Linked DNA regions of Mus musculus: regions 1, 2, 3, 4, 5 and 7 are each linked to region 6. A link is a loop called in an ENCODE intact Hi-C map of the cell type or tissue named here. Cell type or tissue: heart. All regions are shown on one strand. Region 1 has its middle 25 kb from the start of Slc22a3. Region 2 holds the start of Wtap (Wilms tumour 1-associating protein). Region 3 overlaps Slc22a1 (solute carrier family 22 (organic cation transporter), member 1). Region 4 holds the start of Mas1 (MAS1 oncogene). Region 5 overlaps Sod2 (superoxide dismutase 2, mitochondrial). Region 6 overlaps Plg (plasminogen). Region 7 overlaps Airn (antisense Igf2r RNA).

Region 1 (4,000 bases), 120 kb after region 6:
GTTTCAATGCTCAGTGTCCAGGGAAATAACCTGAGCTCATACAATCTATGCCTTAATTAATCAACACTTGCTGTAAACATGAGTTTGGTTTTAGTTATTTTAACCAGGGATAAAAGTGGAACTTTTGTTTAGACAGCAAAATATGAATCAAAGAGGAAGATCAGCTGCAATGATGAATTTAGTAGATAGGTAGGTCTGTAAGACCTTAGAAATGTGACCAATGTGTGTCACTGGTCCTGGGCAAGTGGTGGCTGCCAAAGAATTGTATTCCCACTGTGGGTGAGATGTCCAGCCACTGTCATATTGCACAGGGAAGGCTCTGGAACTTGCGACCCATCCTGGTTCAAGACATGCTAACTGTACAAAATTCATTTAACAAGAGATACAGGGGCTGGAGAGATGGCACAATTGTTAAGAGCACTGGCTGCTCTTCCAGCGGTCATGGGGGCTCACAACCACCTGCAACCCCAGTCCCAGGGGATCTGATGTCTTCTTCTGGTCTTTTCAAACACTAGGCACACACATGGTACATAGACTTCCGTACAGGCAAAACACCCATGCACATAAAAATGAATAAATAAACCAAGAACTTAAGGTGAGATACAGCTCAAACTCCCTCAAATCTACCCCGGGAAGTCCTTACAGAGGTTGCTCCGCTAGCCAAGATGGGCAGGCAGAGAAAACATGTGGGAAACTTCCTTTCTTTTCCTGCGGGTTCCATAATCCTCCACCCACCCCCACCATGGGAAAACTTAGAAAGGATGTTTTTTGTACATGTGCATTCCTAGCCGAGCCTCAGAATAGTGCAGAGACTTCTGACAGCTGAGGCCTGCAGGATGCTCTAGATTACATACAGCTACTGCTCGAGTCTCCAGCATGGAGCTGAGCCCAAGACCCAGGATCCATGCATAAGTACAGTGGGGAGCAGACACCCCAGGAAATAGCAACCTGTCTGCCCAACGGCCCGTCTTACAAATGCTGACAAGGTATCTCCTAGGGGTCAGGGTCAAGCAGCAGCAGCCAGGAAAGTCTTCCTGGAGGAGGCGGGGAAATAGGCTTTTCTAGAGAAAGGCCCTGATCTAGTTTGGTTTCTGTTGCTGTGATAAAACACTGAGCAACACTGGCATGGGGAGGGAGGTTTGTTTGGTTTACAGTCCATCAAAGAAAGCCGGGGCAGTAACCTGGAGGCACAAACTGAAGCGGAAGTCCGGGACCAGTCCTTCTTATTGGCGTGATCCTCTGGTTTGCTTAGCTGCCTTTCTTACCCTGGCCCATCTGCCCGGGGACCATTGTCCACATGGGGCTGGGCTCTCCCTCCATGAATTAGCACTCAGGGAAATGCCCTACAGACATGCCCACAGTCTAATGGAGGCAATTTCTAGGTTGAGGTTTCTTCCCTTTTCCCAAGTGGCTCTACTTTGTGTCCCGTTGACAAAAACTAACCAGTACAGGCCCACAGTGGGTACGTGCTTCTGTTGGGGACAAAGCCGAGTGAGACCTGGACAGAGGCAGGCTCTGCTCGGTACCTGGAAGCTAGTGGAAGAATAAGGGTTCCTGTTTCCCGCATAAGACACACCTCCCCACCTGTTTTCCCGATCACAGGCACCTATCTTCTCCTTTGCCAGACTGGCACCTGCCTGCCCTTCAGTTACAGTCACCGTTCTGAGAAGCCCTGGTTGCACCCTGCTCCAGCGTCAAGGTCCCAGAGCATCTAGCTGCGCTGCAAGATAGGAATGGTCTCTTGCATTATGGTTTGCAGCACCTACCTGACTTCTCAAGATTGAGAGTGGGTGTGTGCTGCGCCCCCTAGTGGGGAACTTTGAGAATGAAAGGAATGCTTCAATAGAAAAGTGACTACAGAGCCTACTTAACTGGATTCATACTCCTGAACACCCCCCTTCCTCTCTCCTTCCCTTTCCCTTTGCCCCGCCCCTCTCCTCCACTACTCAGCTAAAGGCTACCAAAGCTCCATGGTTGCTATGGTAATCACATGCCTCTCAGTGCCTCAGTTTCCCTACCAGAAGACACACCTGCTTCTCAGAGATGTCCTGGGATTCCCAGGTGCTACTAATGTTTTTAAGTTAGATCCAACAATCCACTCACCCTGGGAATTATTCCTGTAAAAAAAAAAAAAAGAGAGAAAATATAATCTGGCATATGAGAGCACATACAGGGGTATTGTGGTTCATCAAAAGGAACCTGATGTCATCCATACACACACACACACACACACACACACACACACACACACACACACACACACACCAATGGTGCTATTGCCCTGCAGAAATGACTTGGACAGATGTGCCTGAACTCTTGGTAAATGAGGATAATGGAATATGGCTCTTTCTTCCCTCCCCTTCTCCCTGTCCTCCTCTTTCCTTCTCTCTTTTCCTCTTTCCCTCTGTCTTCTCTCCTTTCTCCCTTCATTTCCTCCCATTCTTTCTTTCCTCTACCCTTCTCTTTCTTTCTGAGTAATAGTCTAAGAGCCACGGAGGGGCTGAGCAGGTGGAAGTCCTCAGGTGAGAGAGGCTGAGTTTGAGCAGAGTTAGAAAGACATCTTTCTAGCATTCTGAATAAGACATCAAGGTGTCTGCACTTATGGGGAACCTGGTAGTGATTGGGATGTGAACAATAACAGAGTGGCCAAGTCGGGCATCAGCCCACAGAGGGAAAGGTCCTGTGCTTCTGAGTCCTGATTCCTCCCTCGGAGTATCCAGGTACTGAAAAGGATACGTGTGTGTGTGTGTGTGTGTGTGTGTGTGTGTGTGTGTGTGTGTGTGTATCTCACCTTGGAGAATGGTAAGGGCTTTTGTTGGGGGGTGGTTGTTGTTATTAGGGTGAAAGTTCATTGGCCGATGCCTCATTTGCATGGAGAGTCATCCAGGTGCTTGCGGGAAGAAAGGAAGTTGAACCTATAGATTCAACAAAGACTAGGTGACATTCCTCAGGTAGAGGATGTGGGGGTCAGGCAGGGAAGAGGAAGGCTTCCTGGGGAAGAGAGTCCTCCATTTTGCCACAGAGCTCAGGGTTGCTATCCAGACATGGTAGACTACAACCTTAATAGTGGGATCTTCTTCCAATAGGGTCCTGCTCATATGAGCTCCTTGGTACAGATGTCAGAGGTCCTGAAAGACAAAGCCTGACCCAGGTCTCAGGCTTGGCTGTAATGGAGCTATGCATCTCCAGTCACGGCACACAATCATCTCCCCTAGCCTGCTGTGTCTCCACTGTCTCAGGTGCCTGCAGTCATCTGTGGTCTAAGAATATTAGATAGAAAATTCCAGAAACAATTTACAAGTTTTGAACTGCATGCTACTCTAAACTGTATGGTGGTGGAATGCCATATATATACATACATATGTGTGTGTATTATAAATTATATATAAATAATATTTCCACCTGCATGTGGCTTTTGTTTTTTTGGACAAATGTTTCGATGCTGTATGTACTGCAGGTCTGCGAGTGATTTTGAAGGTGTCTCCAATGTCAGGTCAACTGTGATGGTATTAAATGATGTTCTTATTGCCCCTATTTTCCTAATAAGGATTCCAGACCACTAGAGCAGTGCTGCCCTAGTGGGGTATGCTAAAGAGAAGCCAGGCATAGAAGTAAAAAGTTCTTCACTTAGAAGGGAAAAAAACATGCCGAGGTTTCTAAGATCTACAGCAAGAACAACCTGTGCATGAAACCAAAGAGAAATCAATGTTGTTTTCTGTCACCACCAACTGTGGAAGTTCTGCCCACTGTGCATAGCAAGTGCTTGGTCAGAACTGGGGAGCATTTCCATACCCAAAGATTCAGGGTGCTTCTGCTAGGTCCTTACTGATGACCAGGGAGTCCCCACCTCCTGCATTGTGTGAATGATAGAGCCCTGAATCTACAGAAGCAATAAGGGTGGGGGGAAGGGGCTTGAAGGCCACAGACCTGGGTGATGCTTTGTACTTGCTCTGACCCCGATTCATCACTGGAAAGCGAGGTTAGCGATGGTGAACTCCCA
Region 2 (4,000 bases), 580 kb after region 6:
ATATAATAAATAAATAAATAAATAAATCTTTAATTAAAAAAAAAAGAAAAAGAAAAACAAAACCGGGGCCTAGCAAACACAGAAGTGGATGCTCACAGTCAGCTATTGGATGGATCACAGTGCCCCAATGGAGGAGCTAGAGAAAGTACCCAAGGAGCTAAAGGGATCTGCAAACCTATAGGTGGAACAACAATATGAACTAACCAGTACCCCCCTGGAGCTCCTGTCTCTAGCTGCATATGAATCAGAAAATGGCCTAGTCGGCCATCAGTGGAAAGAGAGGCCCATTAGTCGTGCAAACTTTATATGCCTCAGTACAGGGGAACGCCAGGGCCAAGAAGTGGGAGTGGGTGGGTGGGGGAGCGTGTGAGGGACTTTTGGGATAGCATTGGAAATGTAAATGAAATTTAAAAAAAGGAAAAAAATGAACTAGAAAAAAACCAAAACAAAAACAAAAAATACAAGTCATAACATAGTGTACAAACACACTCATCTGTTTAAGAGTGAAGAACTAAAGCACTCTTAGAAACCCATCTGCCCAAATCCTTAAAATTCAGTTTCAATCATATCAGAAGCCATCCTGTAGACTGCAACCTCCCCTAACTTGCCCCAGCAGTAGTGAATGAATGAGTGAAACCTAGCCACCTCAAAAATGTCTGTTTTCAATAGTTTCAAATCGTCTACATGTTTACCTATAAGAAAACATGATGCTTGGTTTAAAAGAAAAAAAAGCGTTTAAAAAAAAGGCATTTAAAAAATTTTTAAATTTATTATATGGTAAGTACACTGTAGCTGTCTTCAGATACACCAGAAGAGGGCTTCAGATCTCTTTATGGGTGGTTGTGAGCTACCATGTGGTTGCTGGGATTTGAACTCAGGCCTTTGGAAGAGCAGTCAGTTCTCTTAACCGCTGAACCATCTCTCTCCAGACCGCATTTAAAAATGTTTTATGAATGTTTTGCACGTATATATGTGCATCACGTGCACGCCTGATGCCACCCACTGAGGTCAGAAGTGGGAAGTCAAAATTCCAGAACAAGAGTTAAGGATGGTCAAGAGCCATCATTCCGGTGCTGGAAGAGAAACTGCTGAGCCAACTCTCCAGTCCCAAAGCTCAAACATAAGCTAAAGGGAAAGAAAGGTAGAATTTGTAGTAACTGATCTGTGACTTCCACCTATCTTTCCAAACAATAAAATTAACTAAATGAAAAGGCTAGGGTAGAGCGTGAAAACGATGAAAAAGGCGTAAATAAAACGTAGAGGATTATAACATGCTCCTTGAAGCTTTAACAGGCTCACCGATCTTTACAACCAGCTTACAGTGTATTCTTAGTCCTTTGGGGTCAAATTAACTGACTTCCTCATTCTCAAACCAAGAACTGTGGGCTCGGGGAATTGCTGAACGGCAGAAGGCTGGCCTAGCGTGCATGCACAAGGCCTAGCCGCCCCCCACGCCCATAAAACATGTACACAGAGAGGAAAACTTAGGTCTTGTTCTACCGTGCACCCGCTGTCTTATGCAAAACAATTTTAAATACGGTCAAATCAGCCATACAGAAATCCAAAACTAGACTAGAAGTTCACGAAAAATTCCACTAAGCTGTCAAAAAAAAAAAAAAAAAAGAACTACTCTCACAATGCATGCACTTATGTAAAAATGGAAGTCCACAGGTGAACGTGGTTGCAAAGACAAGCTACTACGTGGTACGGAATTGTTTTTAACAAAAAAAAAACCCAAAAAACAAAACAGAATGCTTCACTTGTGCCATACAGAACTGTGGGTACCTCTGGGTCCCCGGTGACGAACCCTGGAAGGTGGGAGGGGGCGACAGAGGCGGGGAAAGGACCGGCATGGCCAGTCAGCCCCGAGAGGGCGGCCTCCGGCCTCCCCGCCTCCCCGGCCGCGGGAACGCCCGCCCTGTCCCCTGCCGTCAGGGACGGAAGTAGAATGGCCGCGAAGCGGTGCAAGGATCCCCACGGGCAGCAAACCGCTCTGCCTAACGGGAAACCTGCACGGCCGCAGGCCCGGTCGCCCTTCCGGCCCGGAGTGCATTTCCCCGGGTCTAGGGCGGCCGCGCCTCGCTCCCCGGCCCCACAGGCCCTCGTGGCCATTCCCGCTGCGGGCTGCACCTACCTTCCCAGCCCGAGGCTGCGCGGGCGCCGCCAGTCACACAGGCCGAGGCCGCGCCGCCGCCGGCCCCCCCGCGCTCCTCCCGCCGCAGCGCTGGCGAGAACCTTTATTTGCGGGTCTCGCAGCCACAAAATGGCGCTGAGGGAGGAAAGCCGGCCCTGCCGCCGGCCCCGCCCCGCCCGGACTGCGCCCCGCCCCGAGCGCGCCGCGGAGACCCCGCCCGTGGCCCACTCACCCGAGACGCGCCTCTCGGGCGCCTCCTCGGTCACCGCGCCGGGCGCCTCTGGAGAGAAGGGGCGAGGGGCGGCCGGCTCGGCCCCGCTCGGGACCTCGGGGCGCGGAGAGGCAGCGGCACTACGCCGCCGCCGCACGGAGACAGTCCGCGGAAGCCCGCACCGGCCCCGTCGGGGCTCTGCAAGCTCAGCGGGGCTGGGAAGGGAAGCGGCCGGAGAGAAGGGCGGGCCCGCGAGGTCGGAGGTCACCCGCGAGGCATCTCGGGACGACGGCCGCTGCCGGACAAGCTCGGCGGGGCCACCTGCGGCTGCTGCGCGGCCTGGGCGGAGGAATCCGAGCCGACAAGCGCGTGATTGGCTCTTCCAGGCAGTCTCACAGCTCAGGATGCTTCCGCGCATCGTGCCGGAACGGGGAGACAGCGGCTTCATGCTTAAGCGCCCCTCGTTTTAAGTTGGGGGCGGGGGAGGGGGACTTAGAAGCCGTCGCCGTTCTTGGGGCCGCCGGCTTTGCCCCGGGGCGTCTTTGGGTTTGAGTCGAGGAGCCAGGAGGCTGCGCGTGTGGGCAGACTGGAAGCCCCGGGAAGGCAGCCGGGTGAGGGTTCTGGAGTACTCTAGCAAGAACAGCGGTGCTCGGCAGTCTCTTCAGCACTTCCCAGATGGGACAGTCATATTTAGGCTTAGTCGGTTTTATGAGCCCGGTTAATCCCCAGCGTAGGTGCCCTGCCTGAGATCATTTATAAGGATACAGTTACAGTAGAGACCAGATGCCACCACTAGGTAGTTTACATCGCAGGGTCCTTGGAAAACTAAAGAAAATGGAGAAGGACGTGAACAGATGGTTCACAGATCCTTAAAATATTCCATAGAAGGAGGATCAACTTTGTTTATAATGGAAATATACATTGAAATCCTGTTTCCTGGTGAGGATGCAGACATTAATAGTTATGTGTTACTTTGGAATGAGTCCTGGCTTGAGTGAATAAAGCAAGGTGTAGAAATACATATACACATATATGTAGGCACATATCGAGAAAATGGAAGAATATTGCAGAAACTTAATAGTTACTCAAAAGAGGGTAATGGCTGTAGGAGATAAAGGTAGAAACAGCAAGACTTGTGAGTTTTCAAAACTTATGAAACGAATAGGTAAAACAAGAAAATCCCTCCAGAGTCCAAAACAAATTGAAAGGAATCAATTCAAATTAAAATTGATAGCGGAACTGAAAGATACACAAAAGAAAGAATATAGCTGCAGTGTTTGAATTTCATGCTCTGGCTCTGTGCCTACAGAGGGCTCTGTCCTAGATACCTAAGAATCACTCAGTTTCACTAAGTGATTTGTAGTTATAACATTGTTGCTATGGTTTTGAAGTTACATATATTGTAGTACAAACATTTTAATGTTACTTTCTTCAAAGATTTCTAGTGTAAAAGATAATGAGATACAAATTCAAATACCAAAGAAGTTCAGAGACACTATTTTAAATTTAAAGATTAACTTGGGGCTGGAGAGATGGCTCAGTGATTAAGAGTACTTGTTGCTCTTTCAGAGGACCTGGATTCAATTTCCAGCACCCACATCATGGCTCACAATTGTAACTCTAGTTCCAGAAGACCTGATGACCATTTCTGGTCT
Region 3 (4,000 bases), 240 kb after region 6:
ACACACACACACACACACACACACACACACACACACACAACTTTCATGTCCTGACCAGGATGACTCTTGAGAAAATCCAAGATGTGCAGATCTTTCCCATAACTCCCTGCATGAGAGACTGCCAAAGCGACTCATTAGGCTTACAGTGCAGGCGCAATAAAAGGGTGTGGGGAGGAGGGATAGCCCCTCTGCCTTCATAGGAATCTATAGTTTCCACCACAAAAGGCAATGTATGTGTTCAAATTAAAGCCACCTCAAGTAACTTTGCCTGGACCCTCTACGCAGTGTGTTTGTCTTGGGTTGTAAGAATTATGAGGCAGTGCTCACACCCACCACCTGACTGCCATTGAAGACTTGCAGGACGAAGAGCTACAGAGGGCATGGGGCAACTGGAACACTCCCATGTCGCTGTAGGAAGCAGAAAGTAGCCTGGCCCATCTTTGGAAAGCTGTCCGGCGTCCACTGAAGCTAAACTTGGATGTCCCCGTGGATTCTGCTGGTGTGCTCACAGACGTGACCCCAAGAGAACAAAGGACTCATGTCCACCAAGAAGGACTCTGTGGCATAGCTCCCAGTGGACAAACACTACAGGCAATGATCACTGGGGGGATCCCACAGTGTGATGTTCATATAAAGAGTAAGACAATATTAAGAAAAACAGTAGTCTACACAGTCGTGTGACAGCATAGAAACGCCTCACGGGTATAGTGGATACAGGGGAATGGGGTGGGGGTCGGGGGAGGGTACATGCAAGGCGGCTCCATTTATCTTTCTAGGCTAATCTGTGGCAAGAGGTCAGGAAAGGTGGTTGGCAGAGCAATGGAATTGATCATGAAGTCTGCAGCCCAGGTATCTGTATGCTTAACAAATTGAGTCATTCATTCACTTAGAACACGGTCGTTATATGTTTACTATACCTCAATCTAAAACTGCTTCAAGTCTAGCCAAGGAAACGCCCTGCCTTTATTCTTGTTCCAGATGCTTATCAGAGGGTTACGACACTGTCCCCACAATTTGGTCACCTGGGAAGCGATGAAACCAGACAACTTACCATGTGGGATAAAGATCATGAGGAGGCAGGCTGCCCCCGCCACCAGATTTGATGCCGCTATTGGGTAGATGCGGCCAATGCGGTCAATGGTGACAAGGATGATAAAGGCCGCAGGGAATTCCACTAGAGAAGAATAAAAGAAGTCCAGGTAGAGGTTGGCCCCTGTGGCTCCCACATGCATGATGAGGCCCTGGTACAGCACAGCACAAGAGAACCTGCAAAGAGGAGATGACAAGTCACAAGCCAGCTCCAAGGAATCCAGTTAGCTGAACAGGACAGGTCACATGGTACAAGACACCCTGGGGTGACATGAAGAGTACCCTACTGGGATCCTTGATAGGAGATTGTGTCCCCACAGTGTGTCTCACAGGCATCTCCAATACACCTACTTTTAAAACTCCCCTCCCCCTACTCCTGGGATCTCTGAAACAAGAAGACAGGGAGAGATTGCAACTGGATATTCATTCCTATTGCTTCAAGTTCAGGTATCTGGGACTTCCCCGAGCCCCACACAGAGTCATCTCTTACACTCATTCAGGCCACGGCATAGAGAGCAGGCGTAGGCAACAAGCTAGCGCACAAGACCTGGCTTCAGGTTACTTTGTATACTTTGTGTATCTTCTCCTCTGTGGGTGGGATAGTGATGGCCTGTAGGATAGTGCTCTGTTGTGAATATTTACTGAGATAGCAGGCAAATGAGCCTAGTGGAGCTCCTGTCACACAGCAAAGGTATTACCATGGCCATCAGTGCCACCCTTCCCAAGTCAAAGATCCCCAGCTAGCTAGGTCTCTAGCTCCACAGAGCTGATTTGTCAGGCACCGTTCATGTTCTCTCTTCTCCCACCACACTGACCCCATCCATATTCCAGAAAAGCCTGGCAACATCATGTTGCCAAGTCAATGAAGACATTAAATCAGCTGTTCAAGTCCCAACTTAAAGGGACCTGCGTGTCATTAATGGGTAATGATACTACTTTGGAAACTGCCACCATTGCATAAAACTTGGCCTAGCATGGTAAGATTTTAATCCATAAGAAACTAGCATCCCAGCATGAAGAATGGCTTTCAGTCCCACACCACCAGTTAAGAAAAAACAAAAAAACAAACAACAACAACAAAAACTGTATAACTGGTCAAGCAGTCAGTGAATAAGTGCTGCCATCTTTTGGCAAAATCTGGAATTGCATCTATATTAAACTACCCCTGCCGCTGATGTCCACCACAGCTTTACACAGATTGTCTCACTTGCTTCCAGACTCCTGTGAGCTAGGCATGCTGCTTCTCACACTACCCATGAGTTCCCTGTGACACAGACTGGTACAGGTACTCCCATCTGGTCACATGACCAAGATGTCGAAGCAGCCCCCCACCCCCACCCCGGGTTGCGGTAATGAAGAAGCAGGTATGGGCTAGGGAGACGGCTCCATTGGCAAAGTGCTTTCTGTACAAGCGCAGGGCCTCGGCACTATTGTGAAAAGCCAGTGCGATGGGGTGCACTCTGCAACCTTAGAGCTGGGGCGGCACAAACAGGAAGATCCAGGAGGCTTAGCTGGCCAGGCAGTCTAGATGAGGTGTCAAGCTCCAGGGTCGGTGAGAGACTTTGCCTCAAAAATAAAGGTGAAGAGTGATAGAAGATATCTAATATTGACTCTGGGCCTCCATGGACACAGGCAGACAGACGCACGACGCACACACTAAGCAGGTAGAGAGGGTGGAAGAGAGATGGTGGGAGTTGTCCTGGGTCTGAGCCATAGGAGGCCAAGTAGGTCACAAGAAAGAATACAGCTGCCTTCCCGATGGGTTCAGAAGCCAGTGGAAAGCACAGGAAAGTCTGAGAAAGCGCGACCGCCTCGCCCTTCGCAGCCCCAAGGAGGTGGGGTGGACGCAGGCTGCTGTGGAACATGAGGTGACCCTTTTCAGTGCTCCCCACAGGATGGAAAGTACGCCCGAGAAACCGCGTGGATCCTCACGCACTTTCAAGGCCAAGTTTATATGGAGCTCACTGAGGGGCCATGTGATGGGAGCTAGGAATTGGAGACACCTTCTTGGGGGGAGTGTGTCTACGATGCAGATGAAAAACCTGGGCAGGACAGCAGAGCAATCCACTGTTCCCATCTGCAGTGGGTCACAGGTGCTACGTGGAGGAGACACACTCCTGAGTCAAACACAGAGTAGTCACGTGGACAGCTGTAACACCCATGGCTGAGCACAGAACCTCAATGAAGGAGGTGAAGGAAACCAAAGAGTGGGGAGGCCAGTGTCTAAAAAGATCAGAGGAATCCATGGAACCATGATTATTCATTAAGTAAACATTTACCACAGACCTACTATGTGCCAGGTAATACCCTACTAGCTTGCCTCTGTGTTCCACTAAACAAAGGAAAGCAAACAGGGTTCAGGGCAGTTCCTGTGTAAGAGAGGAGGCCCAGAGCCCAGCAGCTTGGTCTTAGCTACTAAGCAAATAGCATAAGACTCAGTTTGTTTTGCAAAGATAGCCATGTATTGAGAACTATCTGATGTCCAGGTAGAATTCTAGAATTCTTCCTCATGAAAGCAGGTAGGGGCCCACAAACTGCCCTTGGCAGGCATAGGGGAAAAGCGCATCTGCATGCTACCAGCTACCAGGTCCTTACCCATGAACTAAGGATGCATGAGAACCAGAGTGGGTCACAAGGTTTTCAGGTGTGAGGAAGGGTGTGTAAAGGCACTAAGCTACTGGAACCTTCTCCCCCTACCCCAGCCCAGAAGATAAGACACTTAACCTGGGCTAGCCTCAGATGCTTAGACTGAGGTAGCCTCAGACACTCTTTGTGCTTCTTCACCTTTTTTCAGTATTAAATCTCTCACCTGTTCTTAAAAACAAGGGAGCAGAAAGGCCTTCTGAAGACTCAGGCGTCAGGACTGTGCTGAGCTCCTCTCAGTGCAAGAGCTCATTGGTACCCAGCATTT
Region 4 (4,000 bases), 450 kb after region 6:
ATCTTCCCAAATGGAAGCTCTGCTCTGCTCATTAAAATACTATGTTCTCAGGCTGGAGAGCACTGACTTCTCTTCCAAAGGTCCTGAGTTCAAATCCTATAACCACATGGTGGCTCACAACCACCCATAATGAGATCTGATGCCCTCTTCTGGGGTGTCTGAAGACAGCTACAGTGTACTTACATATAATAAATAAATAAATCTTTGGGCCAGAGTGAATAGGGCTGGAGAAAGAAGAAAAAAGTGTCTGAAGACAGCTATGGTGTACTTACATATAATAAATAAGAAAATCTTAAAAAAAAATACACACTCACACACACATATACATATATATATGTATATGTGTGTATATATATATGTGTGTGTGTGTATATACATATATACATATACACACACACACACACACACACACATATATATATATATATATATACACAATGTTCTTCATGCTCCAGGCCCTCCTCCCAGCCATCATCCTTCTTTCTCTCTGTAGCTCTCACTGCTCAGGAACCACCTGTAAGTGAAAGGAGACATGATATGGAAGTACGCTCTCCCACCCAGGCTCAGGTACCAGGGCTTGGTTGCCAGTTTTGGGATCCTGCAGCTTCTGATTTCTTGAAAAGATTAATCCATTGATGGGGTCGCATTTGAGGGCATTATTGGAAAGGGATGGAAGCATTAGAAGGTTGGCTTGGTTGAAGGAGGTAGGGTACTGGCGCTGGATCCCTCCTCCTGCCCTTTCCTCTTCAGCCTTCTCTCCCTGCTCCTTGTCTATCACAAAGCAGACATCTGTTCTGCCTTATCGTGGCCCCAAAGCAACATAGCAAAAGACTATAGGCTGACTGAAACCCTGGCACCAGGCCCAAGTGGATAATCCCCTCCTTTCCATTGTTTATTCTGTCATGATATCTTATAGACAATGCTTTTCCTTTTGAGACTGGCTTTTTCCACTTACCATGGTGTCTTCTAGTTCCATCTATGTTATAACATGTGTCTAAATCTCTCCCCTTTTCAATCTTGCGTGGGAAAAAAAATCACTTTCTGTCGATTCATTCTTCTGGGAATAGATCCTGAATTGTTGGAGGATATATTTTATAAAGTATCTTTACTTTTAGGTGACATATAACAGAATGCACTCCTGATACCAACTTCTGTCTTAGGGTTTTACTGCTGTGAACAGACACCATGACCAAGGCAGCTCTCATAAGGACAACATTTAATTGGAGCTGGCTTACAGGTTCAGAGGTTCAGTCCATTATCATCAAGGTGGGAACATGGCAGCATCCAAGTAGGCATGGGGCAGGAGGAGCTGAGAGTTCTACATCTTCATCTGAAGGCTGCTAGAAGACTGGTTTCCAAGCAGCTAGGATGAGGTCTACACCCACAGTGACACACCTACTCTGGACCAAGTATATACAAACAATCATACACATGTAGAGTATAGTGACACTTTAACACATTATGTATATCACCTCAGATGTATCTTCATGCTGGAAACAAGAATTCTCTCTTAGCTGTTTGAGAATATTTCATTGATTGCTGCCACGGTTAATATTGTCGATTTCATGGACATAGAGTCAGTAAAGAGACAAGGCCTCTGAGCATGCTGGGACTTTTGTAGATTAGGTTACTTGAGGTGGGAATACCCAGTCTAAATGTAGGTAGTCCTATCCCATATGCTGGGATCCTGGGCTACATCGAAACAGAAATGAGAGCTGAGCCCCCAGGGTTCATCTTTCTTTGCTTCCTGGCAGCCAGTGCTTCATGTCCGGCCTCCTCACAGTCCTGTCCCACCATGATACACTGTATCCCCAAACTATAAGCCAAGATAAACCACTTCTCTTGCAAGATGCTTTTGTCAGAGCAACAAGCTCATGATAGTTAGGCTGCCATCTTTTCTCAGAGCTCTGCATTATAGAATTAGAGGAGACATGTTTGCTGATCAAGCCCAGAAATCTCTCTCTTCCCTCATGATTTTCCAGAGCCTATGGAATCAATACCTGCTAGACATCACCAAAAGAAACCCAGAAGGCACTCTGCATGTATTTTTGGTCCTGAACTTTACAAGTGCCGAGGGATCCGCAGGCAACTCAAATGGCCACCAACTTCTGTAGAAGGAGCACTTATTAAAGGAACGTTAGCTGGCTCACCAATCTCCAGGAGGCAAAAAATAACCCAGGCTGTTGAGTTAGGTTGCCAACAACTGCATGAGCTAAAAGCGTGCGGCAGATTTAGCTCCACCAAGACGTGGCTGCTGCCTCCGTGAAGCAGAGTGAGTCAGCGGCCCTGCCACCCCTGGTCCCCTGCATGGTGCACTGGCCTCCGTCTTGCCATTGACACCCCCGTGCTAAAGATGTTTTCTGTGTCCCTGCTCCTTATGAACAGAGTACTTGAGCAAAATGAAGACTGCCTGGACAGCTGTGCCAAGGTCAGAAGCCCATGGCTAGCATGTGGGTAGAGGGTCAAGAAGAGACTCAGTGGGGAACGCCCTTCCCCCTCCTGCCACTCCAGACACAGAAAAAGTGACCAAAGGAGAGAGCCACCTCAGCTGTTGGTAACTTCTCTAGCTCTGTCTGTAATGGTGAGCAATAATTATCTAAACTACTTATATAGAGGTTTTGGGGAGGGAGGTCCCTACCTGGAGCCTCCTCCCTATAGGCCTCCAGTAGCTTTCCCCATTTTGTTCCACTCACAAAATCTGGATGTCTTATGTCCTCACCAATACTTGCATACACACACACACATGCATATATATATATATATATATATATATATATATAGTGTGTGTGTATGTATTTATGTGTGTGTCTGTGTGTGTGCATGCGTTTGTGTGCATGTGTTTATGTGTATGCCTGAGTGTGTATGTGTGTATTTATGTGTGCCTGAGTGTGTGTATGTATGTATGTATGTATGTGTGAGTATGTGTGTATGTATGTGTGTATGTGTATGAGTGTGTGTGTATATGTGTGAGTGTGTGTTTGTGTAACAGACATCGTGTGTGTGTGTGAGTGTGTGTGTGTGTGTGAGTGTGTGTGTGTGTGTGAGTGTGTGTGTGTGTGAGTGTGTGTGTGAGTGTGTGAGTGTGTGAGTGTGTGTGTGTGTGTGTGTGTGTGTGTGTGTGTGTGTGTGTATGTAACAGCCATCCTGACGGGTGGAAAGAGACACTGTTTGATAACTTTCAAGGCCCTCCTCCGCCTCACTTAAGTCTGTGTTCCTGAGGAGTGTGTGGAAAGCCCTTAAGGAGGGAGGCTAGTTGCCAGAGGAGCTGCATTAGAAGATAGGGAGTTTCATAGAGGGAGGTAGAGCTTACCTGCCTTTGCCAGGGATGTAACCAGGTGCATGTGTGTGACAATCTAAAGGAATGCAGCTTGGAATGCTGGGTAAAAGACACAGAGATTCTAAAAGCTTCTGTCCCTGCCCACATTCCTCACTTGAGCATCCCCATTGGCTGCTCTGAGGTTTAGCCTTACAATCAATAGGTACATGTAAGTTAACGTATCTGTAAGTCTTCTAATCACACTAACAAACTTGAAGAGGGACCCTGGCTTATGGGTTGTCCAGAATGAGTCTTCAAGCTGGAGTACACGAACTCCAGGAGGACCATGTCAGAACTGAATTATGATTATATGTAATTATATGGCATCAGGAGAGTGTCTGCACAGAGCAAACAAATCAGTTGGTGGGGGACCACACACACACACACACACACACACACACCACACACATCTGCCACGAGAAGTGACTAGTTTCCCTTCTCCAGGACTCCTTCCCCCTGCTCCCCACCCCCACCCCCCACCATCAGCCCCAAACCTCCAGGCCTGTCTTAAAATAAACACCCTATGCTTAGTCCTCCGTGAGAGACCACTGATATTTTTACAGACCCGCCTTGGAAGTTCCCAGAACACTTCTTCCACTGGCAGTACTTTTAACTTTGAAATTCTGCATTAAACTCGGGCTGGGTGGTGAGGTCTGTCAGACCACACTTCTCAGATAACACAGC
Region 5 (4,000 bases), 590 kb after region 6:
GCTGATGGGCGCTGCGGGCAGGGTCACCGCTTCGCTGTGTCCTTGCGGACGCCGGGCGGACGCTGCCTAGCAGACGCGCGCCTGCGAGCGAACGGCCGTGTTCTGAGGAGAGCAGCGGTCGTGTAAACCTCAATAATGTTGTGTCGGGCGGCGTGCAGGTGAGCGGCAGGGCCCCGGGGCCTCGGCGTCCCCTACGGGTGGGTCTCGGGGCGGCGGGCGTGGCTGGCTCGCCGTGTCAGTGGCGTGACCCGCCGTCCTCTCTGTTCCTCTCAGCACGGGCAGGAGGCTGGGCCCTGTGGCCGGTGCCGCGGGCTCCCGGCACAAGCACAGCCTCCCAGACCTGCCTTACGACTATGGCGCGCTGGAGCCACACATTAACGCGCAGATCATGCAGCTGCACCACAGCAAGCACCACGCGGCCTACGTGAACAATCTCAACGCCACCGAGGAGAAGTACCACGAGGCTCTGGCCAAGGGTAGGTGCGGGGCCCCTGCACACGAGGATCCCGGTGGCCGGACGGAGGTCTGTTTCGATGCCGGGGAATACCTCCGTTGGTTCGCATAAACGTCCTTTCCTATCCCGGAAAACACAGGACCTCACGAAAGTACTTGACGGACCTTACTGTTGTGTCCTTTTTTGTCACCCGTGTTGCTAGCTAGCATTGGTGGTGGTCCTTTAAAGACAGCTCTCGGACGCTGCTCCTTTTTGCGTAATGAATATTTAGTTTTTGTTTTGCATATGAATATTTAAAATATGCGGTTGTTATATAACGTGGCTTCAGGAGAGTTTGTTTTGCTTATTTTTCAGGTAGCCTTGGCAGCCATTTGCAGGAGGGTTGAGAGTGCCCGAGCTGGGTCAGCCAGGTGCCCTTGGGTGAGAGGGTGGTTGGGGCTAGAAGTGGCTGGGGTTTTGCTGAGAGCAAGCGATATTGGTGGCCTGGCAGCAGGTGCAGGAGAGGGTCTGAAGTGGCATCAGAAGACTGCAGTCCGAGTTGTGATTATTGTCACCGTTGTGGACAACAATAGGATTAGTTCAGTCTAGGGCTGGGACTCCCTGACCCCTTGGATATCTCTGGACATCCTGTTTCACACTCTTTACCCTTGGGGGGGGGGGGAGGAAAAGACAGGAACGAGCACTTAGCTGCAGAACAGGCTAGACTTGGTACTTTTGGGGTCAAAGTTCACAAGAAAAATAGCTATTTTGTGAGAAACTGAGTATCTGTCACTGAATGGAACAGTAGGCAAGCTTATTTATTTACCTATATTTTTAAGCGCTCAGCCAACAAAATCCATAGTGCAGAGTTCTGTGTTTGCACCCCTAGATGATGTATATGGGAATGCTATAGTATTAAAAAACCTCTGTGTGTGTGTGTGTGTGTGTGTGTGTGTGTGTGTGTGTGAATGGATTCGTGCTGACACACGGAGCCAGTGGAGGTTAGAGGATAACCTAGGGCATTGGTTCTCTCCTTCCACTGTGGTATCCAGAAACTAAGCTCAGATTGTCAATTCAAGTCAGGGTGTCAGGTTTTCCTGGCAAGAGCCTTTTTGTGTTTTACCTGTTGAGTCAACCACAATTTCTGGGAATTTTTTTGGAAGATTTATTTATTATTATATTTTTATTATTATTTATTATTATTACATATACTGTAACTGTCTTCAGACAGAGGGCGTAAGTACACTGTAGCTGTCTTCAGATACACCAGAAGAGGACATCAGATCTCTTTACAGATAGATAGTTGTGAACCACCATGTGGTTGCTGGGATTTGAACTCAGGACCTCCAGAAGAGCAGTCAGTTCTCTTAACCACTGAGCCATCTCACCAGCCCCTGGGAATATTGTTTTAATGGCTAAACAAAATAGTATTTAACAAAATAGTCTTTTTAATCTATTGTTTTTTACAAGGAGAATTAATTTGTAGTCATGTCTCTATGTTAGTCATATTGCTTGAAAAACCAGATAGTAAAATTCTTTTTTCTTTTTTTTTAGATTTATTTGTTATTTATTTTTATATGTAAGTACACTGTAGCTGTCTTCAGACACACCAGGAGAGGGCGTCAGATGTCATTAAGGATGGTTGTGAGCCACCATGTGGTTGCTGGACCTTTGGAAGAGCTGTCATTGCTTTTAACTGCTGAGTCACCTTTTCTTAAATGTACTTTTATCTGGGAAATTGGTTGAGTAAAATGTTAGTGACATCTGGCTGACGAGGGGCATCTAGTGGAGAAGTATAGTATTTCAACATAATTGTGTAAGTGGCCAATCCAAGAGAGGGAAATATTACCACATTCTGGAAATTTTACTTGCAATAAGCAAATCACACAAATCTTAAATACGGGAAGAGACTGGGATTTTTGGAAATTGCAGATCTGGGGAGGATGTGGTAATAGTGAAGCAGGGGAATAGCCCAGTTGGGAAAGCATTTCCTTTAAGGTGACATCTGGCATCTAGAAAACTTTCTTCTTAATGTTGTCCAGACATCTTGATTGTAATCCTTCTGTGGAGCCAGAGCTTTGTTTGTTTAGTGAATGTTGTCAAGAATAAGAAAACTGTGGCTTGGTTTGCCTGGCTGAGGACAGGTTTTTTTAAAGGTGCTTATTTTATATTTCAGGAGATGTTACAACTCAGGTCGCTCTTCAGCCTGCACTGAAGTTCAATGGTGGGGGACATATTAATCACACCATTTTCTGGACAAACCTGAGCCCTAAGGGTGGTGGAGAACCCAAAGGTTGGTATAAGCTGCTACAGCTTCATATTTGGTGGACAGTAGGAATGATTGATGTTTTTTCTTTTTTTAAGATTTATTTATTTATTATATGTACGTTATTATATGCAACTACACTGTAGCTGTCTTCAGACACACCAGGAGAGGGCGTCAGATCTCATTACGGGTGGTTGTGAGCCACCATGTGGTTGCTGGGATTTGAACTCGGGACCTTTGGAAGAGCAGTCAGTGCTTTTAACCGCTGAGCCATCTCACTAGCCCCGATTGTTGGTTTTTTCCCCCTCTCTTTCTTAACTTTTAAAATTTTCTTTTACAAGAGTTTTACTGTGTAGTTCTTGGAAATCAGTATGTAGACAGTCTTTATAAATTTGTTTATTTTTTTGAGGCAGTTTATTATATAATTTTTATTATGTGTATATATATATATCTGTGTGTGGAGGTGACTTTCTTCTTTTTATTCTAGGGACTGAACTCAGTATTTTCTCTATGCCAAAGTATGTACCTATTGACTGCCTCCAGAGGACTTTGCGTTTTCTTATTACCTGAGTTCTCATATTGGTGTTTTTTTTTTTTTTACAGTCAGGTTGTAACACGTTCTTAAGTTTCAAAGGGAGGAATAGAGAATGTGTTCAGGGAGGTCTCTCTCTCTCTCTCTCTCTCTCTCTCTGTGTGTGTGTGTGTGTTCAGGGAGGTGTCTCTCTCTCTCTCACACACACACACACACACACACAAAATGCTGCATGCACTGCCCACTGCTAGGATAAGTGTTAAGGAAAACCTGGGCAAACCTCGTATTTAGAGACTATGACCTTTCCACTGCTGGCTCTGGACCCTGGGAAAGAAGACACGTAGTCACGTAGCCATCCATGGGATACAGGAGTAATTATGGGGCTGCTTTCAGTGTTATATGTAAAGTGCTTAGAGTAGTGCTTTTGATTATTATTTCTAATGTGAAGAACTCACTTGCCCCAGTAAAACAAGTTTTTTATGAAAATAAAAACAAAAACAACAAAAAGAAAAACTTTGTGCAATGAAGAGACAGTTTACTTGTCTTTAAACAAAAACAAATCCTCGGGGTGGAGAGATGGTTCAGTAGTTAAGAGCATTGACTACACAGAGAAACCCAGTCTTGAAAAACCAAAAAAAAAAAAAAACAAAAAACATTGACTACTCTTCTAGAGGTCCTGAGTTCAATTCCCAGCAACCACATGGTGGATCACAACCATCTGTAATGGGATCTGATGCCCTCTTCTGGTGTGTCTGAAGACAGTGACAGT
Region 6 (4,000 bases):
CTGTGCGGGCTTCCCCATCACAATCTGTATTTACTTTGGGGACTCTCTTTCAAAGAACGATTTTGTGGAACACACACACACACACACACACACACACACACACACACACACACAATGGCTAGGCTTGATCATTCCAAACTTGGCTTCTCCCATTTCCCTGATTTCCTGTCTCCTTTTCCCACACTTCTGATTCTGCAGCATTGAGGTCCTGGAACAGGAACTTTGGAACCTTGGAAACTGATGTTTTACCCATGGAAGTGCTAGGTCGTCCTTAAGTGGTTTGCATTTAAAGAAAAAAACCTGTGTGCTACAAACTCATGGGAGTTAGATGTTGTTCCTATGTGCAGACGAGGAGCCTGATGTTCAGAGACGGGGGAGGGGTGGGGGGAGGGGTGCGGGTGTGTGTGTGTGTGGAGGAAGGTACAGCAGGAAAAGCAGAGGCTGGCTGCAGAGACCTGGGGAGGAGCCCCGCTTCCCGCTCACCAGCTGTGGACAGTTAGGGAGATCTCCCTAGTGGTCTCCTAGGCTGGAGGCCTGCTGTAGGGCTGTGGTGGGAGAAGCAATGAGAGAAAACCCAACTCCAATTGATTTAAGCAGAAGGAGAGAAATTTCTAGTGATCAAGAAAGTCAGACCTCTCTAGTGCTGGCCTGGGACCTCGGGCTCTATCCAGCCACCATCTGGGAGTCATTCAGGTCACACGAGGATCGTGGCTACAGATGTTGGGTTACTTTTGGCTCTCTCAATGGGAATAAAGGGTGTCACTTTTCCCACAGTGGGAACAATAACCTGCCTAGGCTGGGAAAGCTCAGACTCTGGTCCTGAGCCACGTTTTTCTGAACCAGTTCCGCCTGGCTCAGACCTTTGCTACATGATCTGCTCTGTAGTTGGGGGCAAGGCCCACGCACGCCCGTACACAACAAGAGCTGATCCCTCAGCCGCCCTTGGAATGTTGAGTGAAAGGCTTCTAAGCCCCGCCTCCCCACCCCCAAAATCAACTTTGTGATTGATCTTCATTGTCAACTGGACAACTAGGAGACATAGCTCTGGACATACCATGGGCATTTTGGGGGTGGGGGGGATGGTAAGAGGGGGAGGTAGCCCATTGAGCACCAGAACCCCCTTTCTCTGTTCCCCGTATCCATAAAGACCTGAGTAAACATACTTCTGTTACAGTTGCAAACTGCAGCTGCTGCTGCTGAGCCCAGCTTTTTCCAGAGTTTTGTAGCATGCCTTTGCTTTGCTAGCACAGAGCAGCCCAGAAATCACGGACAGTCCCTTCCCCAGACGCTGTGGCTAGACTTGTCTCTATCACCAACATCAACATCACCAACATCCCCATCATTCACAGTCACCCTTATCACCATCATCGTCATCATCATTTCCACCTCACCATTACTAGATGGCAATAACGACATCTAGTCAATCAGCGATTTTAGCTTCCTAGGTAAATCTCTCTTCACTTCACGCCTCAGGCTTTCTCAGATTTTCAAACTCCAATGGCTAGCTGGTGTTGAGGCTGAGGATTCTTCTAGATTGGTTTTTGCTGTCCTCCTGGATTTTCAGGGGGCCTGACTACTGCTAGACTTAGCCTGGTGCCCCCCCACCCCCCCCCAGTAGGGCTTTTGCCCCTAGGTCATTTACTAGTACCCTTCAGGCCTCCAGAGATGCCTTCTCTCCTTTGGCCACCAGATGGCAGCATATCTTCACAGACCACAACGTCCTGTAAACCACCCAGAGGTGGTTTCCTCAGGGCTCAGAACAATTTCAGCCTAATATGTATCTCCACTCCTGGACTTAGTTCGAGCAATGCCCACCATCCCTTCTGGTCCCATGACCTTAAGACATGTCTCTTCCAGCTCCTATAATCACCAGACAGATTACACATTTTTCTGAACCTAAGACAAGTCTAGTCCAAGTGTCAGGGGAAGGCACTGTCCTTTATTTCTTGGCTGCTCTGTGCTAGCAAAGCAAAAGCGTGTTACAAAACTCTGGAGAAAGCTGGGCTTGCAAACTGGAAAGCTGGGTTCTCGTCAAGCTCGCTAAGTCCTGGGTGGATCCCTCTGCACAACAGCCCTTCCTCTGGCATTGCTGCAAGTGTTCTGGCTCAGTCTGGCGTCTGGCACACAAAAGCAGCAGGGTTTTTTTGTTTGTTTGTTTGTTTCTGTTTTGTTTGTTTGTTTTTGTTTTTTAATATATAAAGAAGAGATACAACTCATAAATCGAGTAAGGGATTAAATGTTCCCTTTCTCTCATTGCTGGAGAAATATAGATTAGAAAAATGAATCAAAACAATTTACACCTATTACATTAGCTAGTTAAAAATTATTAATATTTTAATAATAGTTCAACGTGGACACTCGTGAGGGTGTTATGGACTGATGTTTTCTGGTGTGTTTTCTGGCCATACCTATCTCGAAAATATCCTGAATATAAACATGTATATGTTGTTTCTGAGAACTTAGACTTAAGAAAATATCATGGGCTGAAAATAGATGGCAGAGGTAGAGGTGTGGAGCCTTTGTGAACAGGGAGTGGGGGCGGGAAGGGCCCACAGCTCCAAGTTCCAGGTAAACACTGTCCACACTAAGCCTTGGTTTCCTTAATTGCCTATCAGGAATCATAGAAGTTGCTACTTTCTGGAACTGGTGCAAGAAGTAAATGAATTAATTAGATGAATTAAATGAAATTGTACTATGTTACCAGCTTGTTCCTTGAACAGTTAATGATTAGTCAAAGATATGGCTTTGGGGAGGCCATTAGTATCCACACATAAAAGGGACAGTCTGAAATGCCTGCCGTCCGTTTACAGTGTGGAGCGACCATCGTTGTCTTTCTAAACCATTTCCCTAATGGCAAGAGAAAACCCCACGACCACTAGATAATCATTCTCCACTCAGCTATCAGGGAGATTGTGGCATTATTAAAATGTCCCAAGGTCTGGGGAGATGGCCCAGTTGGTAAAGCTTTTGCCTTATATGCATAAAGACTTGGTTTGGATCCCCAGAACTGTAAATACGGACCTGGTGGTGTATACTTGTAATACCAGTTCCAGGGAGGTGGAAGCATGTGGATCCTTAGGGCTCACACATCATCTCAAGGAGTGGTGCCCAACACACACACACACACACACACACACACACACACACACACACACACACATTGTTCTTATGGTAAATTGCTTACCTTGCAAATGGGGCTTGCCAAATTGGAAAATAGGCTTTTCCATTGAAAATATGGAGAAGTCTCAGCTGTGTCCATGTGGAAAACAGCATTGGATCCCCAGAACCCATGTACGGTAAAACGATCTGGACATGGTAGCCCCATTGTAATCCCAGTGCTGGGGAGGTGGAGACAAGGGCAGTCCCTAGGGCTTGATGGACAGTCAGCCTAGCCTATGTGGTAAGATCTAAGTCAGAGAGAGTCCTTGTCTCAAAAGGAAGGTGGGCAGTGCCTGAGGAATGAATGACACCTGAGGTTGGTCTCTGCCCGCCCTACCCCCATCCCCCTTTATGCTATAATGAGCAGGTGGGGGAGGGATTTAAAATGGAGCAGTATTATATAGGTGTAAATAAAGTATAGAAAGCCTGAAAAAGAACACATTACAATAGTAGCAACTGAGCTTTTAAAGCCCCCTCTCTTCAAATGTATTTGTCTTTTGTTTTAAACTGGAAATAATATGTGGACAAATAGCAAAGCTGCAAATGCCATGGAGAAGCCGGAATGCTGCAGCAGGTTTTGGGAACCCTGTTTAACATGGTGTGTAACGCTCACAACTTGAAGGGCTCATAGGTGTTAACAGTGTCTCCCTGTGCCACACAACCACACAAATGAGAGATCTATACCTGCTGCTGTGTCATTCTGGAAGCTTCCTGGGCACCCTGTTTAATTGCATCTCTACTGATCATCACAGGGACTTTCGGTGCCGGTCGTCTCAAGGAGGCTCAGCTGCCTGTGATTGAGAACAAGGTGTGCAACCGCGTCGAGTATCTGAACAACAGA
Region 7 (4,000 bases), 390 kb after region 6:
TAGGTATGAGCCCCCACACCCTCCTATGCTGGAGATGGGCAATTTGACTCACATTGGGCTTTCCCTTGCCTTCCTGGCTGCCTTAAAGATGCAGCATCCCCTAGGGCTATTTGAAACAGTTTGTGCTGGATTTTAGCTATCACAAACCTTGCTCAACTCTTATCACAAAGATCAGAAGGGAAGCCCTCCCCAACCCCCCCCTCCCCCCGCGGATGAGTTGAGGAATTACTGTAATTGGTGCCAAAGGGACAAAGCTGGAATTGACCCTTCATTTAGTACAAATGTGATGTGACTGGTACACACACACACACACACACACACCCCTCCAGCTACATAAGGCTCTTGGTAAGCTGTCTAGGATAAACCCTCAATGCACCACCAACACCCTCCCATTCCCAATAGTAGGGCCTACCTAAAGCCTTCTCGTGAGCATGTACTTTCTCTCTCTCTCTCTCTGTCTCTCTGTCTCCCTCCCTCCCTCTCTCTCTCTCTCTTTCTCTCTCTCTCTCTCTCTCTCTCTCTCTCTCTCTCTCTCTCTCTGTTCCTCTCTGTCTCTCTGTCTCTCTATTTCTCTCTCTCTCTCAAGTCAAGGCTAGCCTCAAATTCCTGATCGTCTTACCTCGACCTTCCAAGTGACTTGGGTAGTCTCTGCTTGTCTATGTTCGCAGTGTAGGCTAAGGAAACAGAGCAGAAACATGAATCCATGAGGTGCCACTGGCAACTGGCACTGGCTGCTACTGTAGAGGGAACGCAGCCACCATCATGAAGAAGCCTGGCCTGGGGAGGCCTGGGGGAGATGGTCACAGTCAGGATCATAGGCTCAGCAGCCCATGTGAAGTCCAGAGGCAGCAGGCAGGATTGTCCTCCCAAACATCTCATAGCATCCCACAATAGCAAGACTTAAAATTCATAGAGCAGAAATGCTCAGCACCTTCCCCGTGCTGGGATTCCAGGTTTGCCGCCACTGTTCCACCCTCTGACTCATGAGTCTAGCTACTAGGGGAATTCAGGTAAATAGAATCATATGATGTTTGTCCTTTTACAATCCCCTCATTCCATCCAGGATTGCTTCAGAGGTCATTGCTGGCCAAGCATGGATCAGGACTCTTGTCTCCTCAAAGGCTGACTCTGTATGTATATTAGAAGTTGCGGCTTGCATTCCCTGATACACATATGGACCATGTCTTGCTCATCTGTCCCTCTCTGACAGGCACCTGTTCTAGAAATGAGGATGCTAGCTCACAACGTGGACACATGAGGGTCTCTTTGAGTCTGTTGGTCTGTTAGGGAATGGGACTAGAAAAATGACTGGATCCCATGGTACCCTAGATTTAACTTTTGGGGGACCTTCCAGGATGCTTTTCACGGTGACTCTATTCGTTCCTATTGCTATTGCTAGCTGAGCCCTTGTTGTACCTGGACAAGCAAGGGTGACAGGGAGTTCATCTGGAATGTAAGGCCCTCGGCTCATTGCATTGATAACTGTTAGTGTTGAGACTTTTCCTAATTTAGGGTCCTCCTCTTTCCCTTTACGGTTGTTTTGTAATGAGCCCTGTGTGATGGTCCTCCACATCTCCCCTGTTGTTTATGCCTGTCTGCCAGGCCAAATATGGTTTTAGCCATTTAGAGCCGGCCTACTTTACAAAGCTCACAAACTATGCCAAACATCTCCTAACCCTATGTATATAAGACAAACGCTGTTCTGTAAAAGCTGTATAGTCTGGCTTCTCCAGAGAAATAAATCCAAAAGAATATATAAACATGTGTACATATTATAGACATACAGACATATGTGTGTACTAATATAGTGTATATACACTAATAAAGCACATAGTATGTGTATATAATAGATACAATCATATATACATGCATGCATATTAACTGCATGGCATAGTTATGGAGGCTGAGAATTCCCAAGATGTGCACTTGGCGCACAGGACGCTGGAGACCGGCAGAGCCCTGCAGCAGAAGGCCACTGTCCCAGCTCAAAGAGTCAGGCAGTCCCCAAGTTCTCTCTTTAAGTCTTTCTTATTGGGGCCTGCAGCAGACTGAATGGGGCCTGACTACTTCAGAGATAACATATTGCCCAGCTCAGCCTGCAGACTCGTGATTTCACCCAGCAATCTCCTCAAACGGTACAGATTAATTTTTAGCTAAATGCTTGAGCTGCCTAAGTCAGTCCAGTGGATTTGTCAAGTCAGTCTCCACAGGTTCCCACGTGCCCTGATCCTTTGAAATGCTCTAGTCTAGAGCCTTCCCACGACAAACTTAGTCTCCTATTCTCCTTCTGTGGAGGAGTTGGCTTGTCCTCTCCGGGTAGCCTTCCTGATTACAGTCTCTGGACGTCCTTTGTTAGGAGCAGATCTTTAGCCAGCCCTGCCACAGCACCGCCTTGAAACGTATGCAGCAATAGTGCCCCCTTGTGGTATAACCTCTCCCTGCATCAGCCACGAAAATTTTTTTAATTGGTTATTTACATTTCAAATGTTCTTCCTCTTCCCAGTTTCCCCTCCACAAGCCCCCATTCCATCCCCCTTTCCAACTCAACCACCCAATTCTGCCTCACCGCCCTAGCATCCCCCTACACTGGGTCACCAAACCTCCATAGGACCAAGGGCCTCCCCTCCCATTGATGCCTCTACTACATATGAAGCTGGAGTGTACTCTTTGGTTGGTGGTTTAGTCCCTGAGAGATCTTGGGGGGTGGGGGTGGGGGGCGGGGTCTGGTTTGTTGATATTGTTGTTCTTTCTATGAGGTTGCAATCTCCTTAAGCTCCTTAAAGTCACTTCCCCTAACTCATCCATTGCCCCCACAACCCATGCTCAGTCTTATGGCTGGCTTCGAGCATCCCCATCTGTATTGGTCAGGCACTGGCAAAGCCTCTCAGGGGACAGCTATACCAGGCTCCTGTCACCAAGCACTTCTTCAGCCACCAAATCTTGAACCACCACCCAGGATAGTCCAAAACCAGAAGACTGCTTTTCACCCTTCTTGTTCCAGCCATGTGCTTGGGAAAATGCCTCATATCACCTTGACTTCTGCACCAAGTCCATTCCCAAGCCCCTTGGATTTCTATCCATGTCCAGGGTATTGTGGGTCAACTATGGGTGAAAGGGGGAAGAGTGGAGGTAAAAACAATGTCTGCATTCTTCTGAATGCAAAATTCACTGCACTCCCATTGACAATAACCACATCTTTAAAAAGATTTGGGCTAGGGAGCTAGAAAGGCGACTCAGCAGTTAAGAGCTTGTACTGCTGTCAGAGGGCCACGCTCTGGTCTCGGCATTGAAGCAGGGCAGATCAGAACCACCTATAATTCCAGTTCCAGGTGATCTGACACCCATACCTCAAGCACCCATACACACACAAACACATACACGTGCCCACACATGCACAAACACATACACATGCCCACACATGCACAAACACATAGGATTTTTAAACTCGAAAATAAATATGTTCAAGTTGTGTTTTGTTTTGTTGGGCCTCAGGGCCCTGGCTTGTTGGTGTGCTTAGCACAAAGCATATAAGCCTGCTATAAAAATTAGACTCTTAGCCAATATTGCAGTATTCGTGTTTAGCACAGTGCATGGCATATAGAACATGCTTGATGAAGGTTTGAGCTAATTTAAATAGGTATGGTAAATAATATTAGACTGACTACATCATGTGGAGGATATATTTTTTTCTCCAGCAGGCCCCGTGATTGCAATTACGTGTTATGGAAAACCCTCGATTATATTTATTATTGTTTCCTTTTAAGCAAGACTATAATGCTCTGGTTTCAGCAATGCTTTCAAAGAGAGAGAGAGAGAGAGGCAAAATTGCTTCCCAACTAAATGATTAAGATCTCTAAATTTAAACAGTGACATTCCCCCTCCAGTCACTATTTGGTAAGAAGCCGAATTTGCCTGTTGCCAAAACACAATGTAAATTAATAAAAAGTTTAAAAAAATGTACTTTAAAAATATTTTAAACAATTCTTTTTGATTCCGGAAA

The links. Peaks named below come from ENCODE experiments on the same cell type or tissue, not always from the same donor. Only the 100,000 strongest peaks of a DNase experiment are listed, where the experiment ranks them.
Region 1: it touches region 6 in a loop (9-fold over the local background); 20 of 42 quality-filtered maps call a loop at or near these places.
Region 2: it touches region 6 in a loop (5-fold over the local background); 8 of 42 quality-filtered maps call a loop at or near these places.
Region 3: it touches region 6 in a loop (6-fold over the local background); 25 of 42 quality-filtered maps call a loop at or near these places.
Region 4: a loop joins it to region 6, with 2.6 times the contacts of the local background. A loop is called at or near these places in 3 of 42 quality-filtered maps.
Region 5: a loop joins it to region 6, with 10 times the contacts of the local background. A loop is called at or near these places in 9 of 42 quality-filtered maps.
Region 7: a loop joins it to region 6, with 8 times the contacts of the local background. A loop is called at or near these places in 24 of 42 quality-filtered maps.

What each region holds. Positions count from the first base shown.
Region 1 is chr17:12,530,516-12,534,515 of GRCm38, forward strand. No RefSeq gene overlaps it. Among named protein-coding and RNA genes, the nearest start is that of Slc22a3, 25 kb to the left of the region's middle. In heart, a CTCF peak has its summit at 1,811 (motif pointing left); a DNase peak (open chromatin) is centred at 1,826; H3K27ac peaks cover 236 bases.
Region 2 is chr17:12,989,943-12,993,942 of GRCm38, forward strand. It overlaps Wtap (Wilms tumour 1-associating protein), which reads right to left and starts at 2,317. Exons shown (of 8, transcript NM_001113533.1): 1 at 2,135-2,317. In heart, CTCF peaks have their summits at 1,863 (motif pointing right) and 2,570; DNase peaks (open chromatin) are centred at 1,939, 2,329 and 2,649; H3K4me3 peaks cover 3,237 bases; H3K27ac peaks cover 2,393 bases.
Region 3 is chr17:12,658,495-12,662,494 of GRCm38, forward strand. It overlaps Slc22a1 (solute carrier family 22 (organic cation transporter), member 1), which reads right to left. Exons shown (of 11, transcript NM_009202.5): 7 at 1,052-1,266. Among named protein-coding and RNA genes, the nearest start is that of Slc22a1, 15 kb to the right of the region's middle. In heart, a CTCF peak has its summit at 2,221 (motif pointing left); no DNase peak of the experiment used is centred here.
Region 4 is chr17:12,864,789-12,868,788 of GRCm38, forward strand. Mas1 (MAS1 oncogene) reads right to left here and starts at 3,355. Exons shown (of 9, transcript NM_008552.5): 1 at 3,311-3,355; 2 at 956-1,070. In heart, no CTCF peak of the experiment used is centred here; a DNase peak (open chromatin) is centred at 2,263; H3K27ac peaks cover 1,742 bases.
Region 5 is chr17:13,007,911-13,011,910 of GRCm38, forward strand. It overlaps Sod2 (superoxide dismutase 2, mitochondrial), which reads left to right. Exons shown (of 5, transcript NM_013671.3): 1 at 1-158; 2 at 274-476; 3 at 2,610-2,726. The coding sequence starts at 136. Among named protein-coding and RNA genes, the nearest start is that of Sod2, 2.1 kb to the left of the region's middle. In heart, CTCF peaks have their summits at 7 and 2,207; a DNase peak (open chromatin) is centred at 861; H3K4me3 peaks cover 1,557 bases; H3K27ac peaks cover 1,056 bases.
Region 6 is chr17:12,414,726-12,418,725 of GRCm38, forward strand. It overlaps Plg (plasminogen), which reads left to right. Exons shown (of 19, transcript NM_008877.3): 18 at 3,912-4,000. Among named protein-coding and RNA genes, the nearest start is that of Plg, 38 kb to the left of the region's middle. In heart, a CTCF peak has its summit at 1,689 (motif pointing right); DNase peaks (open chromatin) are centred at 506, 696, 1,696 and 1,976; H3K27ac peaks cover 1,130 bases.
Region 7 is chr17:12,808,249-12,812,248 of GRCm38, forward strand. The region is part of intron 1 of Airn (antisense Igf2r RNA); the gene reads left to right. Among named protein-coding and RNA genes, the nearest start is that of Igf2r, 41 kb to the left of the region's middle. In heart, a CTCF peak has its summit at 2,420 (motif pointing left); a DNase peak (open chromatin) is centred at 2,353; H3K27ac peaks cover 3,111 bases.